Regions from separate parts of the Homo sapiens genome. Here region 1 is linked to region 2. The links are chromatin loops, found by intact Hi-C in ENCODE. Cell type or tissue: GM12878. All regions are shown on one strand. Region 1 overlaps CERS6 (ceramide synthase 6). Region 2 overlaps CERS6 (ceramide synthase 6).

Evidence for each region. Peaks named below come from ENCODE experiments on the same cell type or tissue, not always from the same donor. Only the 100,000 strongest peaks of a DNase experiment are listed, where the experiment ranks them.
Region 1: it touches region 2 in a loop (2.4-fold over the local background); 8 of 110 quality-filtered maps call a loop at or near these places.

Annotation. Positions count from the first base shown.
Region 1 is chr2:168,468,325-168,470,824 of GRCh38, reverse strand. The region is part of intron 1 of CERS6 (ceramide synthase 6); the gene reads right to left. It overlaps LOC102724081 (a long non-coding RNA gene), which reads left to right. Exons shown (of 4, transcript XR_002959433.2): 1 at 1-2,500. Among named protein-coding and RNA genes, the nearest start is that of CERS6, 13 kb to the right of the region's middle. In GM12878, no CTCF peak of the experiment used is centred here; a DNase peak (open chromatin) is centred at 1,364; H3K4me3 peaks cover 1,239 bases; H3K27ac peaks cover 2,500 bases.
Region 2 is chr2:168,711,230-168,713,729 of GRCh38, reverse strand. All of the region lies in intron 6 of CERS6 (ceramide synthase 6), which reads right to left. Among named protein-coding and RNA genes, the nearest start is that of CERS6-AS1, 74 kb to the left of the region's middle. In GM12878, a CTCF peak has its summit at 1,536; DNase peaks (open chromatin) are centred at 1,469 and 1,771; H3K27ac peaks cover 951 bases.

The DNA.
Region 1 (2,500 bases), 240 kb after region 2:
ACATTGTAAAACTCAAAACTATGAACATAAAACACATACACAAAACCACTTGACTGCCTGAACCCTCCTTAGAAATCCTGTCTGGTTAACAACCACCACCTGCATATCTGTTTTTGTTCTCTCCCTAGTCCCTTTGCAATTCTGCAAGCAGCCATTTAAGTGTGGGAGCTTAACAAGCAAGACTTAACACACACTGGGTGAAGGCAGAAGGAAAACAAAAAAGTTTATGGTCTCAGTAACACAGGCATGCTAAGGATGAATTAGCACACCAGGAACTGACCCTGGCTATCTACAGACACAGTTCTGCCCTCAGAAGCTCCAACCCACACTTAATGGGGAGCCTTTTAATCACCTTTTTAAAAAGCCATGAAATGTGGCACAGGGACAGTGGGGGCAGGCAACACCCCTCAGTCACCAAGGAAGCTTCTTCCCACAAACACTCTAAGTCACCCTTAGGGCGAGACAGAGAAGCCATTTCTTATGGTGCAATCATAGTTCATTGCAGCCTGGACCTCCTGAGCTCAAGCGATCCTCCCATCTCAGCCTCTGGGGTAGCTGGGGCTCCAGGTGCATACCACCACGCCCAGCTAATTTTTTTTTTTTTTTTTTTTTGGTAGAGTTGGCAGGGTCTCACTAGGTTGCTCAGGTTGGTCTCAAACTCCCAGGCTCAAGCAGTCCTCCCAAAGTGCTGAGATTACAGGCATGAGTTACTGTCCTGACCTCAGGATGGGTTTAATAGGCTGAGCAGTCAGGTAGAGTGACCAGCTGTTTCAATTTTCCCTGAAATGGCATTTCCTGAGACAATCTCAAATCAGGATGAAATGGTTACTCTATAATGGCACTGCTAGGGTTCCAGGTCAGCCAGGCTCTGCCAGGACCTGAGTGAGTGGCAGAGCACAAGTCACTTCATTCATCTCTTTAGGCTGCGTATCTTCATATCCAAAGTGGGAGGTGGAGTAGTATTTTTATCTCTGCCAGTATTTCTCAAAGTGTGGTCTTCTGGTCACCTGTGCCATGAAACAGTGTCTGACAGTGGTATTGCAGTTGTGGGGGTGGGTAGGAACAGTGTACCCTGGTAGGGAGGAGTATTTTATCACTTCTATCAATTCTGTGTTAATAACTGGCTTCACATGGTGCCAATAAAAGACTAACTTTTAACCAATTTTTTTTAATTCTCTACAGCTAATACATCACCTTACTGCGTGTACCCAAAGCAGATCACTCCCACCATTCCCCACTTCAGGACACCACTGTTGTCTGACCCACAGTGGACTTGTAGATCTCTGAATCACTAAGTTTCAATTTCCATTTTCAGTAGAAAGTCTATGACCCTAAATGATGACTGAATTAAAACAGGGGCAATTTTTGGTAATTTGTCGTTATACAGCATTGTGGTTTCATCTTTGCCTTACTTCCTCATTTAATAGACAACCCACCACAAATGTCCCCTTTCATCACCCTAAGATGTCTCTAACAAAGCCTTAAGAAATGAGCAGGTTTGTTAAATTATTTACATGGCTAACTACTTACAAATTATATTTAAACTATGCAGAGCTGGAAAAGTGCCTATAGTTGAAAGCAGGTGCAAATTCCTTCTGAATTAATTTAGTCAGCCTAGGTTCGTCACATTCACACCAATGGAAGTTCCAATTTGGGGGTGCAGGTTTATTTCTCTTAAAGAAAAAAAATACATACATATATTATTTTCAGCTAATTTTGAATGTTTCCATTTTCATAAATGTGATCCCAATGTCACTAGACTGAATTTCTTTTTTCTTAAGGATCAAATTAAGATAATCCACTAGGCTTAAAATTCTGAAAGAAATCAATAAATGTCTGTCTTGAGGCTGTCCTATTTCTGGGAGGCTCTTATTAGGAAAAATGTTTCTGAGCTGTCTAAATATTAATGTACACCCTCAGCAAAGTGATTACATGAGTGTGAAGTGGACAAAGCCCCATTCCTCACTAAGCTGCTAGGGGTGTTTTCTGCCAGCTACAAGAAGAAGAATCAACATCTTCCTCAGAGGAAAAAAAGAGAGAGAAGGGAAAAGAGAATAGGGAAAGTAAAACTCTGTACACAGACAGCCCTAACTAGGGAAAATGGGGATCTATGCAGGAAAGAGGTCTATGGTAAATGTCTATGATGTAAAGGTAAGGCCAGTGAAGTCCCATTTCTGAAAATAAGAGTTTCAACAAACACTCAGAAAGTGATTGTGTGTGTGAATAAACCTGAAGAACAAGTAATCACTATTTCACTGAGCTAGGCATTGCCCTAAACACAATGCAAATATTATCTCATTTAATCCTCACAGCAACCCTATGAGTTTCACATGAAAACTGAGCTTGCAGAGGTTAAGTAATTTGCCCCTAGACCAGTAGCTAGCAAGTGGCAGGGCCAAAACACAGCCCAGGTCTTAAGTCAATATAAATGCCAAACTTGATGTGTGCCCTTACCAGTGGTCAAATACCCAATCAATTTTCCCTTGAGACTGCGTGCAAT
Region 2 (2,500 bases):
GGTATACTGCATACTGGTGGGGATTGAAGCCCTGAATTTTAATCATTATCTGTCCATAGACATTAGAAAAAAATATATTTTGCAGAAATAACAGTAAATTGACCATCCTTATTTTGGTCGGCTTCAAGGGAACCTCATCTTGGCCTCAGTGAAGATTGTTTTTTTCTGATATTATCTCCTGACCATCTGGACATGGTTTGTTGTGATATGGAATTTCTGTTGCTTAGAAATATAGTGTCTCTTTTACTCATACTTTTATCTAATCTATATATCTCTCTCAGAGTAAGTCTGAATTTCTTTGAGACTTAAATGCCAAGACTGACCCTAATGTTGCTCTATTTGAAGCCTCTGGAGGAAGAGGTCTATTCCCCATAGACTCTTCATCTAGGGTAGATTTATTTGAATCTCTCTCTCTCTAGGGGAGACAGCAAGAAAATGAAAAGCATATCCGAAAACTGACGTATGAGCACATCGTGATTATGAAAAAGCACAACATGTAGGTTAAATCTAGGGGAGTAAACCTAAATTTTTATCTTGAAAAGTCAATATTCATATGGTCATTTATTCATTAAAAATAGTGATTGAGCATTTACTATGCTCTAGACAGTTCTAGGCTTTGAGGATGAATAAGTAAGCAAACTAGACAACTACTTTTGCCCTTGTGGAACCTGTATAATCTAGTAGGGGAGAACAGACAAAAAATATAAGTAAATGATCTCTTATAGTAGAAGGTAAAAATGTGCTATGGGGGAAAAAGAAGCAATCATGAGAAGGGTGAGGAGTCCTGGTTGCTGGGGGAGATAGACTATAATAGTACACAGAGGGGCTAGACCAGGGCAGGCTTCTCTAAGAAGGTGACTTAAAGATGATGAGGAAGCTAGTCTTACAGAGAGATGGGGAGAAAATATTCAAGCCAGAGAAAACAACCAAGGCAAAGGCATTACCCGTCACACTCTTTCTATCCTGATGTGTTCAAGGAATAGTGAGGAGGTGAGTGTGGCTGGAGTCAAGTAAGAAGCAGAGACGTGTAGAAGCCAGAGCAGCAACATTACAGATTGTAAAAATTAGTAGCTTCTTCTTATCTATTACCACTATTTAAAAAGATATTTTAACTTTGTTGAATAAAAAGTAATCACGCTACTATTTAATCCCTGATATGTAACTGTTCTACGTAGCATTTGTATTCAGATATAAATTGGGAGGTTAAGGGTCAAGAATAAAATTATTTCTGGGGTTGTAAGGACTTAATTTTATCTATCATACTGGAAAAGGTACAAAGCACTTATAAGTACTCTCTAATACTACTTGTAGTCATGAAAATGAAACAGGGCTAGGTTTTTATTCTTACAGATGTCTTCATAAACTCCATCCTACAACATTCCCTTGGGACTATTCCTGTTTGTTCTGAGAATCAGTGTGGGTGACAGTGCTAAGGTTGGTGGATGTTCAGCCAAGCTGAACATCTGGTTTACAAAGGCAACAGAAACCAGATTAGGTAGACTTCTCAGTTCCTTGTGAATTCGACTTAATCTTCTACCCAAGGGGAAGGAGGAGGCCCCTAGTGGTGTCTCTTTTTCTGAACTGCCTTGTACTTTTCCTCTGTAACCCTTTAGCTCTCATGGCTCCTGCCCTGGTTCCTGATTCACTGGGTGACAGCCACTTTCTTCTGGACCCCCACTTACCTATCCTGGACCCTCACTTACCTATCCACCTTTCCACAACTCAGAGAGGCCTCTGTCTCTAATTTCTATTCTCCAATTCAGTTATTATTTTTTTGTTTGGTTTGTCTGTGGTTAAGGCAATTTCTATTTTAAACATAAGTGCAAGAATGTTAAAACCAGGGTCTTATCGACAGGACCAGACTACTGAAAAATATAGGTGTCTTGAACAATTATGGAACATCTATTTCATAACAGCCAATTTGTAATCCAACTCTTATTAATTTTGTCATTTTTGGTAGGGGTAATTTCCTAACTATACTTTTTTTTTTTTTTTTTTGAGACAGTCTCGCTCTGTCACTCAGGCTGGAGTACAATGGTGGGATCTCAGCTCACTGCAACCTCCGTCTCCTGGGTTCAAGCCATTCTTGTGCCTCAGCCACCCAAGTAGCTGGGATTACAGGTGTGAGCCACCACGCCCAGCTAATTTTTGTATTTTCGGTTGAGACGGGGTTTCACCATGTTGGCCAGACTGGTCTCGAACACCTGACCTCAAGTGATGCACCTGCCTCAGCTTCCCAAAGTGCTAGGATTACAGGCTTGAGCCACTGAGTCTGGCTATCTATACAATTAAGAGACTGGATCAGGTTATTTTTATCCTGTCAGTTCTATAATTCTAGGCTTCATAGCCACAGTGATTAAGTAATACTTTAAGTCTTTACTAATTTCATATTTGTGTATATGTGGCGGGGAGCGAGTGTGGGAGAGCCCACACATGCACCCTCTTTATTTAGCAGCTGAGTAGCTGGTGATGTCACTACAGGTTGGGGTTTCAAAAGTCA